5 separate regions of the Homo sapiens genome follow, and regions 1, 2, 3 and 5 are each linked to region 4. A link is a contact called in ENCODE Hi-C or POLR2A ChIA-PET data. All regions are on one chromosome and are shown on one strand. The core of a region is the stretch at or near the end of the contact, and the rest is flanking DNA. Distances in the headings are between cores, read along the strand shown.

The links. A loop is a pair of places that touch in the nucleus more often than their neighbours do. ChIA-PET counts read pairs that join two places held with the same protein, here RNA polymerase II (POLR2A). Pooled maps may share reads with other maps.
Region 1: a loop to region 4 is called in a pooled map, with 3 times the contacts of the local background. The contact joins two enhancer-like sites. A Hi-C loop is called at or near these places in 3 of 168 maps with a recorded cell type or tissue (HCT116, K562 and naive thymus-derived CD4-positive, alpha-beta T cell), 2 of 37 single-sample maps with no recorded cell type and 11 of 50 pooled maps. POLR2A ChIA-PET finds 5 or more read pairs at or near these places in 3 of 52 experiments (CD8-positive, alpha-beta T cell, HEK293 and HEK293T).
Region 2: a loop to region 4 is called in a pooled map, with 2.4 times the contacts of the local background. The contact joins two enhancer-like sites. A Hi-C loop is called at or near these places in 2 of 168 maps with a recorded cell type or tissue (both CD8-positive, alpha-beta T cell) and 8 of 50 pooled maps. POLR2A ChIA-PET finds 5 or more read pairs at or near these places in 1 of 52 experiments (HCT116).
Region 3: a pooled map shows a loop between it and region 4 (5-fold over the local background). The contact joins two enhancer-like sites. A Hi-C loop is called at or near these places in 5 of 50 pooled maps. POLR2A ChIA-PET finds 5 or more read pairs at or near these places in 2 of 52 experiments (WTC11 and activated T-cell).
Region 5: a pooled map shows a loop between it and region 4 (5-fold over the local background). The contact joins two enhancer-like sites. A Hi-C loop is called at or near these places in 4 of 50 pooled maps. POLR2A ChIA-PET finds 5 or more read pairs at or near these places in 2 of 52 experiments (activated CD4-positive, alpha-beta T cell and activated T-cell).

What each region holds. Positions count from the first base shown.
Region 1 is chr4:83,259,295-83,261,994 of GRCh38, reverse strand. No RefSeq gene overlaps it. Among named protein-coding and RNA genes, the nearest start is that of COQ2, 24 kb to the left of the region's middle. Within about 2 kb of position 1,279, at least 7 of the 41 ENCODE cell types and tissues checked have a DNase peak (open chromatin) inside an H3K27ac peak, as active enhancers do.
Region 2 is chr4:82,461,292-82,463,991 of GRCh38, reverse strand. No RefSeq gene overlaps it. Among named protein-coding and RNA genes, the nearest start is that of ENOPH1, 32 kb to the right of the region's middle. Within about 2 kb of position 1,436, at least 3 of the 41 ENCODE cell types and tissues checked have a DNase peak (open chromatin) inside an H3K27ac peak, as active enhancers do.
Region 3 is chr4:83,356,141-83,358,840 of GRCh38, reverse strand. No RefSeq gene overlaps it. Among named protein-coding and RNA genes, the nearest start is that of HPSE, 23 kb to the right of the region's middle. Within about 2 kb of position 1,405, at least 7 of the 41 ENCODE cell types and tissues checked have a DNase peak (open chromatin) inside an H3K27ac peak, as active enhancers do.
Region 4 is chr4:82,864,532-82,867,231 of GRCh38, reverse strand. It overlaps SEC31A (SEC31 homolog A, COPII component), which reads left to right. Exons shown (of 27, transcript NM_001077207.4): 9 at 1-77; 10 at 272-424; 11 at 2,634-2,700. Among named protein-coding and RNA genes, the nearest start is that of SEC31A, 25 kb to the left of the region's middle. Within about 2 kb of position 1,436, at least 6 of the 41 ENCODE cell types and tissues checked have a DNase peak (open chromatin) inside an H3K27ac peak, as active enhancers do.
Region 5 is chr4:83,217,946-83,220,698 of GRCh38, reverse strand. No RefSeq gene overlaps it. Among named protein-coding and RNA genes, the nearest start is that of COQ2, 65 kb to the left of the region's middle. RefSeq lists an enhancer at 905-1,164. Within about 2 kb of position 1,263, at least 16 of the 41 ENCODE cell types and tissues checked have a DNase peak (open chromatin) inside an H3K27ac peak, as active enhancers do.

The DNA.
Region 1 (2,700 bases), core at 30-2,529, 390 kb before region 4:
GCTACAGGGTCTAAAAAGTAAATGAATACAACTATTCCAGCTCTAACTGACCTGTCCTCTGAATTCCCAGAGCACTTGGTGGGTGCCAGTGGAGCAGGAGCTGTGAATGCCAGTCACAGCCACAGCTTGCCAGGGTTGGAATCTGCTTTAACACCTATCAGTTGGGTGATCTTGGGCAAGTTCCCTGACCTCTCTGTGGCTCACTCGGGGATAATCATAATACCTTTCTCATGCATTTCAAAATTTTCTGTCTTCCCCTGCGAATGGAGATTTCATGGTAAGTGGGACCTTGTTTGTCTTATTCATTGAAATATCCCCAATATACCATATCACAAGGGCTGCCTCTCCCTCTTCCCGGATTTCTTTGCTAAATTGTTTAATGCCTCTACCTGATTTTTATAATCTGGCCTCACCCTAATGTTTCCTCCAACTGAAAGTACACCCTCCACCCTCTGGGTGCCAGTGGAGCAGGAACTAAGAACGCTATCATGACGACAGCTTGCCAGGGTTGGAATCTGCTGTAACACCTGCCTACCAGTTGGTTGCTCTTGGGAAAGTTCCCTGACCTCTCGGTGGCTCAAATACTCAAATAGGTATAATCCTAATACCTTTCTCATGGATTTAAAAATTCTCTGTCTTCCCTTGCGAGAATGGAGATTTCATGATCAGTGGGACCTTGTTTGTCTTATTCATTGAAATGTCCCCAGTATACCACACTGTAAGCACTCAGTAAACATTTGTAATTTTTGTACATCGGGTGAACTAACATTAGAGTTACTTGTCAGACCTGGTGTTAGGTGCAACCATTAGAAATTATTAATGCTGGCCAGTCACGGTGGCTCACACCTGTAATCCTAGCACTTTGGGAGGCCGAGGCGGGCGGATCACGAGGTCAGGAGATCGAGACCATCCTGGCTAACACTGCGAAACCCCGTCTCTACTAAAAATACAAAAAAATAGCCAGGCATGGTGGCGGGCGCCTGTAGTCCCAGCTACTTGGGAGTCTGAGGCAGGAGAATGGCGTGAACCTGGGAGGTGGAGCTTGCAGTGAGCTGAGATCGCGCCACTGAACTCCAGCCTGGGTGACAGACCAAGACGCTGTCTCAAAAAAAAAAAAAGAAAAAGAAATTATTAATGCTGTTCAACAACATAAAAAGTTGACTATGTGAGGTAACGTTACAAAAACATTTTCATGTACATATCATCAAAACTATATAAGAATATAAGTAATGCTGCTGTCTGCCCACCAGGTGGCCTTGCTCTGTAGGAGCAGTCACAACTCTTAACAACACTGGAGCGTAACACTGCCTTTTCGATAAAGCTGTTTTATTCTATCTCTGGCTTGCCCTTTGCCCTTCTTTCCTGGGCAAAGCCAAGAACCCTCGTGGACTAAGCTCCACTTTGGGGCTCATTTGCCCTGTATCAATGGTAACACCTATTTCTTAGGGTTAATGTATAATTTAGAGACTATGCAACACATTTAATATAGGTGCTGGCATACAGTAACTAATTTTTAACTTTAGAAATTAATCAGGCCAGGAATGGTGGCTCATGCCTGTAATCCCAGCACTTTGGGAGGCCAAGGCAGGTGGATCACTTGAGGTCAGGAGTTCGAGACCAGCCTGGCCAACATGGTGAAACCCCATCTCTACTAAAAATACAAAAAAAATTAGCCAGGCTTGGTAGCACACACCTATAATCAATCCCAGCTACTCAGGAGGGTGAGGGAGGCATGAGAATTGCTTGAACCTGGGAGGCAGAGGTTATACTATACTTCTTTTGTAAAATCTACTTTTTTCACTTAATATTTTCCCATGTCATTAATGCTTCTTTCAATATATTGATGTTTTTTGGCTGCATGGGTTTTTATCATATGTATGTACTGCAATTTAATTAATCCTATCATGGATTTTAATATTTACATTTTTTCCTTCTCACAAGCAGTACGGCCATGAATAGATTTGTATCATTGGGCATATCTGTGAATATTTCTGTAGGAAAAATCCTAGAAGCAGAATGTCTTTGTATGTGCATGTACATTTCCAGGGATTGGAGGGTAGGTATGGAGGGTGGAGTATGGTGGTAGGCACATTTTAAAGGATTTGGATTCATTTTCTCAAATTACCCTACAGAAAGCTACACATTGCTAATAGCAGTGCATGAGAGCCTCTTTCTCAGACCTTGGCCAATATGAAAGGATACTATTTTTAAAACTTTGACACATAGGCAAGAACAATATGTGGTTTCACTCACAACTCTGTGATTACTAAAGTAGTTGATCTTTTTCAAAGTGTTTATAGAGCATTTTTATTTCTTCTGTGTGAGTTGCCTTCATGTCTTTGCCCATTTGGTTATTGTTGTTGTTGATGTACGCTGCCTCATTCATTGATTATATCCCCAAGATCTGATATCTGACAGACTTGTGCTCTCATTTTACAAGATTATCGTGTTATTAATTGTGATGGGATTTTGGATTTCATGCTTTATACTGAACTATCTCTTCCATGGAGAAGGTAACATTTAACATTTTTATAGTTGTTCCAATTAATATGTATTATTCAGACAGTCCAAACATTTGTTGAACATCTGTGTGCAGGCACAGGCTAGTTGCTGCAAACACAGAGATTAATTAGAGTTTCTATCTTCAAAAAGCTCAGAATCAGTAGCTGGGATTACAGGCACGTGCCACCATGCCTGGCT
Region 2 (2,700 bases), core at 187-2,686, 400 kb after region 4:
TCTTTCCACTTCTATTTCTGCTTTTACCACCCTAAGGCAAGCCACCACCATCCCTTACCTTCATTACTACAACAGCCTTCTCAGACCCAGTAGATTGACTCTCTCAAGTGCCAATTTTACCCCCTAATTGGAGAAGAGATGGAAGTGTTCTGTTTGGAGAGGTTGCAGCAATGGGGCCTGGCATTCCAGAGTCTGGCCAGCGTCGTGGGCATGAGCTACAGTGGCAATGGTAGCAGGCTTCCTGAGCTAACCACTGTGAGGTGTCCTCTAACTCCACAGTCCAGTGGTAGTTGCCCTGACTCTTCTCCCAGTTCTTCCACTGATGTTGTATACACCTAACTCCTTGTGATTTTTGCCTGCAGCACTCAACCCTGATATACTTAACTCACCTTCCTGCATGCAGTCATGCCCACTTATAAACCATTCTCCATTCCATACAGAATTCCTTAAATATGTAAACCACTCAGGTTATCTTCTGCTCAAAGTCCTCCAGGGGCTTTTTACCATACTTAGAATACAATTCAAACTTCTTACTGGAGTACAAAGCACTATCATCTGGCTTCAGCCCACTTCTCTGATGGTATCCAGCCACTGGGCTCTCAATTCCTGAAAAAGGCCAAGCTTTGCCCTAGATCTGTGCTATGCTGTTCCATCTGCATGGAACACCAGTTCTCCTAGTTTCCTACATGTCTTCCATGTCATTTAGATTAGATGTCACCTTCTCATCACCCCTCCTGTAAAGTTATTCTACCCTGTGTTCTCTGCAGAGCGCTTACTAGTATCTAATTTTTTCTTGTCTTAGTCACCATTGTTTCTCTTCTCGAAAAATGTATGCACAATGGGAGTAGAGAGGAACTTTGTCCCCTCATAGCAGATCTGGGATGCAAGGTAAATGCTTAATAAATATTTAAGGAATAAATTTGGGTTGAATTTGTAAGGTAGAAATTTTACTTCTGTCAGTTACTCCAAGTGTTTTAGTAAAAACTCCACGTTATTCTTAAATATTAGGTTGAGGATAATATCACTTTGCCATCTGGGCACAGGTGGTAGGTTAACAAACTTTTGGAATATATTATACTCAACTTTGTACTCGTGGGAATAAAAAAAGCCCTGAAAACAATCCCTTTTTAACACTGCCGCTGGAAAAAGGGGCTAAAAATCACTAATTTTTTATTGAGGAAAAGGAATATTAGATAGTTGGATTTCATTCAGGATTACTGCCATTTTTTCCAAACTACTCCAACTCTTGCAACATCAAGCTTTTGGCTTGTAAGGATAAACAAAATATAGTTTTCTCTCTCTTAGCTCCATCTGCTGTATTTGGCGGGCGACGGGGCGGGGGTTGGGGGAGGGGGGGAGGAGGGGTGGAGCCTCACACTTCATATCAAGTCTGGAGAAACAGCACCATCTGCTGGGGAAAGGCTGCCGTGCATCTGCCCTGGCAATAAGCCAGTGGCTTTCAACCTTTCCTTGTGCAACTACACATTTGACATTCTGCGTAGCAACTAAAACCCGCTTTCCAGACCAAAAAGAAGTCCTGCTACTCCAGAAATGTTGATAAGATTAGAGAATCTTCTGTTAAGGGCTTCTCTTCTAAAAAACCAACCTGGGCTTTGACCCAAGATTAGAAATCAGCGCCACTGTAGGAAAGAGAACAACAGAGGTACATCTGGATTAATAAACAGGAATAAAAAGAGCCACAACTTTAAGACGCTTTTGTCCTCCATATTCTCTGCAAACAAGAGGCTGAGGCCTTTGTCCTCTTTTTGGAAGTTCCAGAGGTTTTTTGCCTTCCTTCCCCTCATAAGGACTATGAATTCATCTGACTTCATCTTCTAGCTCATTATCCACATTAAAAAAAGTTTTTTAATGATGCATAACTGTGCATATTTATGGGGTACACTGTGGTGTTTCAATACATGTATACATTGTGTATCACTGCTTACATTCTTAGATAGGTATTTTTCCTCTCTTGCCAATCTACTTTATCTTTCAAATTCTTCCTACGACCTTTCTCCATCATTTGTGAATGGTTTTCCTAGGATCTAAAAACGATTCCATTCAACTAGTTTTTCCCTTACTTTGCAAAATAAATCTGATACTTCAATTTTCTCTTAATTCCTGAAATCTATTGATTTTCTGTCCTCCTTACTCAGTGTACATGGGTAGTAAAATGCCTCTCCACCTCAATCCTTTGCTGGCTAGATGCTGTGTGCCTTCCTTTTTATTCAATTCCTTTCTAATCTAGATCCTAGTGCCTAATCTTCTCATTTCTTCATTTTCCAACTACTCCTTAAATAACATTAAGATATACCCCTTTCTGCCATCTGCCTATGAGCTTTCCAAAAAAGGTATTAAGTTCATCCTTTTATTACTATTTGTGGTTTTATCATCATTTACAAATTATTCCCATTTCTAAGATGTACCTAAACTCATTTCCTTTCTTTTTTATTCATATATTTTCATAGACCCTAGATTTCTTAATTGGCTACTAGATCAAAATTATCAACATAAAATCTTTTATATCCCCTGTCCTCTCATAGTTCTAAGACTTCTTTTTCCTTATTCAAAGCATTTCTAAAATTGCTCCTCCAGGATTCGTGAGTTTTTCTTGATTAGTTAGGAGAGTAACTCCCTCCTTCAAGCATTACCTTAGAGACCTCAAAGTTAAGATTCTCAAAAATATAAGGAACTCCACTC
Region 3 (2,700 bases), core at 156-2,655, 490 kb before region 4:
AAATCATGAGCTAAATCAATTGCTCAATTACACACTTAAGAATTACAAAGCTAAAGTATTACTCTAATCGGCCAAATTCTCTTAAATGTTTCCATATCAAACATGTACAGTTTCTTTAACCCCAAAATATTCAAGTATAGGTGAAATTTCTGGTAAACATTCCTATACTTAATCCTCTCTGAGGTTGAAAGATGCTTACTCACCAAGGAAAAGATTATGTCATTCCACATTCTTGCAGAACAACCAGAGGTTTTAGCTAGGACATTAGGCCTGGACTGCAGACCTCCAGGATGGCTTTCCTCACAAGCCTGACCTAGGTTGAAGTCCCTTTTGTAATTTCTATAGTTTTTCATGCCATACCTTAAAAGGGGCATGGTCACTTACAGGGCTGACTTACTCAGAATTAGGCAGAAGGGCATAGTGTCTAGAGCCTACAATACTTACAGATGCCCACAAATGTGTTCTAATTTTTATTTCTTTTTAAATCAGGACAAAAATTAATAAAATAATAATGCACATATAACATTGAATCCATTTGGATTATGTTTATCTGTATACCAATGCAGTGCTAAAATATAATTTCTAATTCATTTTCCCACAAAGGCAAAAGTGCCCAGAGCCCATGAGAGTCATAATGTGGCCCTGGTCACTTAGCCCACATCCCTGAGTGTGAATCCTATCATGACCTAATTATTATTATTTTTTTTTTTTTTTTTTTTTTGAGACAGAGTCTAGCTCTGTCACCCAGCCTGGAGTGTAGTGGTGCAATCTCGGCTCACTGCAAGCTCCACCTCCCAGGTTCACGCCATTCTTCTGCCTCAGCCTCCCAAGTAGCTGGGATTACAGGCACCCGCCACCATGCCCAGCTATTTTTTTGTATTTTTAGTAGAGATGGGGTTTCACCATGTTAGCTAGGATGGTCTCGACCTCCTGACCTCGCGATCCACCCGCCTCAGCCTCCCAAAGTGCTGGGATTTCGTAAAGCAACTTACAGAACTCTGACACCCCACTTAGACTGGCCCATTGTGCCAATGCACTTTGCATTTCTTTGGCTCTGTAGATATTTATGTATCTGAATTCACAGAATTCTGAATTCTTTTTAAATTTTTGCTATCTTGAAGGGTATACAACCCTTATATATGTTAAAATGTTATCCAATTAGCAAAAAATTCAACAGTCATTTCATAAAGGAACCTATTCAAATGGCAAATAAGCACATAAAGAACATTATTAGTCATCATAGAAATGAAAAAGAAAACCACGATGAGGTGGATTATACACCCACCAGAATGGCTAAAATTTTAAAAACTGGCAACATGAAGTGTTGGTCTAATGGAACCACGAGAGCTCTCATACATTGTTCATGGGAGTGTAAAATGATACAACCACTTTGGAAAAACTTTTGGCAGTTTCATACCAATCCTATGACTCAGAAGTTCCACTCCTAGTTATTTACCCTTGAGAAATGAAAACATAGCTCTACAAAAAGAGTGAGATAAGAATGTTCTTAGCAGCTTTATTCATAATACCAAAACTTGTCAACAACCTCACATGCCCATCAATAGGAAAATAGATAAACAAGCTATGATATATTCACGCAATGGAAACTACTTAGAAAAAAATGAATAAACTCAGATACATTCAATAGCCTGAACTAATTTCAAAAAACACTGTGCTGAGTAAAAAGAACTTAACACAAAGAGTGTGTAACCTGTAATTCTTCTTCCTCTTCAAGTTCTAGAGCAAGCTAAACTAATTTATGATGGACAAAGTCAGAACAGTGCTTGCCTCTGGGTATGGGGGCGGGGATTTACTGGGAAAGGGCTTAAAGGGACTTTCTGGAGTGATAGACATTTGGATTTATGAATTTGTCAAAACTCATCCAATGTTACACTCAAGATTTGTATATTTTATTGTAGGTAAATTTTACCTAAAAGCAAAAAGAACCATAAACAAATGTCGAACTCTAGTTCATAATACGAATGTTGAAGTCTTTATTTTTTTTCTTTGCTTAGAGATAGGGTCTCACTCTATCACCCAGGCTGGAGTGCAGTGGTGCAATCATAGCTCACTCTAACCTTGAACTCCTAGGCTCAAGCAATCCTCCCACCTCAACCTCCCAAAGCGCTGAGATTATGATTACGGTCAGATGGAGCAAGAACCCTCTCTTAGTAGCCTGTGAGCCTCCAAACATGGAAATAAAGGAAAATTCTGAGTTCCTTCAAATGAAATTCCAGGCACTTAGCTAGCCCTGAGAAGTAAATAAGCAACCTGACAAGCAGAAGGTAACAGTAGCCTAAAACAATAGACGAGGAAGTTAGAGTCAGATGCTTGGTTCCTCTAGAGAAACTAAAGATAACAACTTTCTTTTTTGTTTCTTCTTTTTTTTTTTTTTTTTTTTTTTTTTTTTTTGAGACAGGGTCTCACGCTGTTGCCCAGGCTGGAGTGCAGTGGCACGATCTCAGCTCACTGCAATCTCCGCTTCCCAGGTTCAAGCGATTCTCCTGCCTCAGCCTCCCAAGTAGCTGGGATTACACGTGTGCACCACCAGGCCTGACTAGTTTTTGCATTTTTAGTAGAGATGGGGTTTTGCCATGTTGCCCAGGCTGGTCTTGAACTCCTGAGCTCAGGCAATCCACCTGCCTCCGCCTCCCAAAGTGCTGGGCCTGGCCCTAAATATAACATCTTAATATATATCCC
Region 4 (2,700 bases), core at 187-2,686:
CGTTTGATGGGCGTATCAGTGTTTATTCTATCATGGGAGGTAGCACAGATGGTTTAAGACAGAAACAAGTTGACAAGGTAATAGGAAGTGTTAAAGTTTTCTATTATAATGCCTGAAAAAAGTATGTGTTGTGTAATATTTTGAAATGACTTCACTGATTAACAATGCTGGTTAATTGGACAATTGTGATCAAAAATTTTTTTGGATATGACTGGAAAAAAATGAAACTTTGTGTATGGTCGGATGCTTATGTTATTATTATCTTTTTTAGCTTTCATCATCTTTTGGGAATCTTGATCCCTTTGGCACAGGACAGCCCCTTCCTCCGTTACAAATTCCACAGCAGACTGCTCAGCATAGTATAGTGCTGCCTCTGAAGAAGCCGCCCAAGTGGATTCGAAGGCCTGTTGGTGCTTCTTTTTCAGTAGGTGGATTTTGTTTTTATGGTCCATAGGCACAAAGGACTTTTTATACCAAAGTGTTATTATAGAGTCACTCTGATGGAAGCAATCAGGGTTTAAGTTGGGATTTGAGATGTACTTGTGGGTATTTCATCATTCAAAATGGTTTCTCTGAAAAATTGGAACCTACTCTTTTTTTTCCCTTTTTTAAAAATCATGGTAAAATATACATAAAATTGATCATTTTGTTCATTTTTAAATATACAGTTCAATGGCATTAAGTACATTTACATTGTTGTTGTGTAGCCAACACTTTATATTCCTCCCCTCCTCCATTTTTTTGTTTGTTTGTTTGTTTTTTTGAGACAGTCTCACTCTGTTGTACAGGCTGGAGTGCAGTGGCACAACCTTGGCTCACTGCAACCTCCGCCTCCTTGGTTCAAGCGATTCTCCTGCCTCAGCCTCCTGGGTAGCTGGGATTACAAGCACGTGCCACCACACCTGGCTGGTTTTTGTATTTTTAGTAGAGATGGGGTTTTACCATGTTGACTGGCCTGGTCTTGAACTCCTGACCTCAGGTGATCCACCCGCTTCGGCCTCCCAAAGTGCTGGGATTACAGGCATGAGTCACTGCACCCGGCCCTCCTCCCTTTTAAATTTGTCTTCCTTCTCTCTCTCTCTGTCTCTCTTTCCCTCCCTCTGTCTCTCTTTCCCTCCCTCCCTCCCTTCTTTTTCTTTTCTTTTCTTCTTTTTTTCTTTTCTTTTTGCAGGGAGTGTCCTCCCTCTTCTTCATCCTTTTAGCTTTCTTTTTTAATTGCCAGCTTTTTTTAATGGTAAAAAATGCATAATATAAAATTTTAATTGTAAAAAATGCATAATATAAAATTTACTATCTTAACCATTTTAAAATATACACTACAACCATTTTTAAATATATACTACAGTAGTGTTAACTATATACACGTTGTTGTGCAACAGATCTCTAGAACTTTCTCATCTTGCAAAACTGAAACTCTGTGCCCTTGAACAACAGCTCCCCATTTCCTGTTTCCCTTGAATCCCTGGTAACCACATTCTACTTTGTTGCTAGGAGTTTTCTACTTTAAATTACTCATATAAATGGAATCATGCAGTACTTGTCTTTTTGTGGCTGGCTTATTTTACTTAGCTTAATGTCCTCAAGGTTTATCTGTGTTGTAGTGTGACAGAATTTACTTCTTTTTAGAGGCCAAATAATATTGCATTGTATATATATATATATATATATATATATATATATATATATATATATATACCACATTTTTTTTTATCCATTCATTTGATGGTCATTTTGGTTGCTTCCACCTTTTGGCTATTGTGAATAAATGCTGTGGTGAACATGGGTTTGTAATTATCATTTTGGGATCCTGCTTTCAGTTTTTTGGGACATATACCCAGAAGTGGGATTGCTGGATCATAGGATGGTTCTATTTTTAAGTTTTTGAAGAACCTCCATACCATTTTATAGCCGTTTTACCATTTTACATTCTCACTAGTGGTGCACAAGGGTTCTAGTTTCTCCACATCCTCTCTAGCACTTTTTGTTTGTTTCTTCCTTTTACATTGCTGATACCTTGCCTAATTCTTTCATGCCAAACTTCTAATAGCTTGATTTCATATTTGTTGCTTGTCTTTTCCCCCTCTAATCTCTACTACATATTCCAAGATTAATCTTCCTAAAATGGACCTTTGAATATGTTTTATGTCACTCGTAAGTCTGTTCTTTGGATCTGCTTAATCTTCTCATCGTCCTATCTGGTCTTCTCTATCTGGGTGGATCACTTGAGGTTAGGAGTTCAAGACCAGCCTGGCCAACATGGTGAAACCCTGTCTACTAAACATACAAAAGTTAGCCAGGCATGGTGGCCGGCACCTGTAATCCCAGCTACTCAGGAGGCTGAGGCAGGAGAATCACGTGAACCCAGGAGGCAGAGGTTGTAGTGAGCCAAGATCCCACCTTTGCACTCCAGCCTGGGTGACTAAGAGCGAAACTCTGTCTCAAAAAAAAAAAAACCAAAAAACCAAAAAAGTACATTTCATCTAGAACAGAAATTGAAGTGGTGTCAGACTGTGGCGCATGAGAGGTTGTATCAACTAATTTCATCCAGATTATCTGTTTAGGCCACTTTATAAGCACTTTTTTTGGCCATATCCTTGGGTTAACACTGAGTTTGTTCATTCTCTCTTTTATAGTTTGGAGGCAAACTGGTTACGTTTGAGAATGTCAGAATGCCTTCTCATCAGGGAGCTGAGCAGCAGC
Region 5 (2,753 bases), core at 14-2,513, 350 kb before region 4:
GTTCTACTTCACATGATTATAGAAGCCTGGGATCATGTTTATTAGTGGTCGGGTTCTACTCTTTCTTCCGTTGTATATTTTAAATACCTTAACAAATGTGATGAAGCCTAACGTGTTGGTACCAGATCCCTTACCAAAAGCACCACATAGGCCAGGTGTAGTGGCTCACACCTGTAATCCCAGCACTTTGGGAGGCCAAGGCGGGCAGGTAACTTGAGGTCAGGAGTTGGAGACCAGCCTGGCCAACATGATGAAACCCCGTCTCTACTAAAAATACAAAAATTAGCTGGGCGTGGTGGTGTGTGCCTGTAATCCCAGCTACTCAGGAGACTGAGGCAGGAAAATTGCTTGGACCCAGGAGGCGGAGGTTGCAGTGACCCAAGATCACGCCACTGCACTCCAGCCTGGGTGGCAGAGCAACACTCTGTCTCAAACAAAAACAAACAAACAAAAAACAAAACAAAACAAAAAACACACGACAAAAAAATACCAAGTATTATTATATCCAGATGTATTATATTAACACAAATGACATAAGCATAAGAACGAAATACTGGGCCAAAACGTCCATAGCGGGGAAATGCATAATCCAGCAACCTTCTTACCCATAAAATCTCAGGCCTGATGGTTTGCATTTTCAATGCATTGGCCACTTGTTACACAGTATGCAGGTGACTGCTGTGGAAGATGAGTTGGACTGGAAAAAGATTAAAACCTCTTTCTTCCAGCCACCTGCTTCTGACCAGGTGTTCCTTCCTGCCAATGCAGTACAAAAAGGAAGAGGCAGAGAAGGACCGCAGTTACTCTGTCATCATGTGATCTGTGTTTGTGAATCACGTTTGACAGAGGGCTTGTGCTATCCAGGAATCCAGTAACCATTCAGAGTCAGCGTGGACACCTGAGAGTCAGGAATGGCTTGCTGCCTCCATCTGTTAGTTTCCCTGAGTCTGGAGACCAGGAAGGCAGGATCTGGAATGGGCAAGTGCAGTGTTTTCTCATATTCTGACTTGGAGTCAGGACCCAGGTAGAAACTGCTGGTTCCACTTTGGTAGAGAGCCTCTCCCCGAGCTGGCCTCCTTTGCCCTGGCATGTCCAGCACACAAAGGAGGACATTATTAATATAAACGAGCGGACAGCATCTGTTGCCAGAGAGTCTTAATTAGTCCCCAGCTGGGACTGTGCCACGGGCACATTGCATGTTAGTTGTGATTTCCCAGAAACAATGAGGGAAGACCGAAAACACGAAAACACGTTGTTCCTCCACAGCCCCGCCCTCTCCTGCAACCTCACTCTCAATTCTGGGTTGTAGTTTTTCAAAACAGTACTAGAGAGTTTGATCTGAAATATCTTGATTAGTACTGGAATGAAAATGAATTAAAATTAAGCAAAATGTACATGGGATCTCTTGGTACTATTTCTTACCAACTGCATGTGAATCTACAATTACCTCAGAATAAAAAGTTAAATTTTAAAAATTCAAGCTGCTCAGAATTTACTGTGACAGGAAGAAAGAAAGAAACTGAAAAGGAGGAGGAGGAGGAGGGAAAGAAGAAAGCCCTATTCTGAAAATCAACTTTCTATTTTTTTCTTAAATGGATTTCCTCAATCAAGTTATACCTATCCAAATGATATTCTGTGCCTAGTGGAAGGTTGTGGAACAGAAAATGACACCTGCTCTTTTCCTCTCCTTTCCCCTGACCAATCTGACAAGATCCTTAATAGCAACTGTAAAGAGTATCTCCAGTATTATAAACGAGAGCTGGTCAAGGCCGCCCGCAGTGGCTCAGGCCTGTCATCCCAGAACTTTGGGAGGCTGAGACTGGAGGATCAATTGTGCCCAGGAGTTTGAGACCAACCTTGGTAACATAGGAAGACCCTATCTCTACAAAAAAAAAATGTTTTTTTAATTATCCGGGCGTGGTGGTGTGCACCCATAGTCCCATCTACTTGGGAGACTGAGGCAGGAGGATCACTTGAGCCTGGGAGGTCGAGGCTACAGTGAGCTATGATCACACTACTGCACTCTAGCCTGGGTCCTGGGTGACAGAGTGAGGCCCTGTCTCAAAAAAATAAAAATAAAGAGAGCTGGTCAGAGTTGCTGACTCCCCTCCAGAGAGAAGGACAGAGAAGATACACTTTTCATGATAAATCCTTTTAGACTTCTAAATTTTATAGTGTGTATATATACTACCTAGTCCCAAAATATTATTCCTCAAATCTTACATAAGGTCTAGCTCAAACAAGTCCTTCTTGATTAAGCCTTTCCCGTTTTACCACTTAGAATTCACCACTAATAGAGGGGTAGTGCTCAAGCCTGGCTGCCAGTAGAAAAACCTGAGAGATTTTTAAAAAATGCCCAAACTCGGTGCCCTCCCCAGACCAGTGGACTGAGAATCGTGGAGGGGAGGAGGTCAATCTGGGTATTTTTCAAAGCTCCTCAAGTAATGTTAATATGTACTCGGGGTTGAGAACTTTTGCCCTGACCCTTTATGGAGCCCATATTTAAGCACTCACCCTATGAGTAAACTGAGTAATTGATTAAAAAGTAAAAAACACTTTCACACCTTTTATCTCATTTGGTCTCTATAATAACAACACGTAAACTGGGCTTCATTTTCCCACTGCACAGAGGAGGAAGTGGAGAGCTGAGCTGCTAGAAGTTACCAAGGTCCCTTTGAGAGCTTCAGTTCTGCACTTCTTGTATTTGATCATCTCCCCTGAGATTAACAGATTTTGCTCTCCCCACCCAGAGC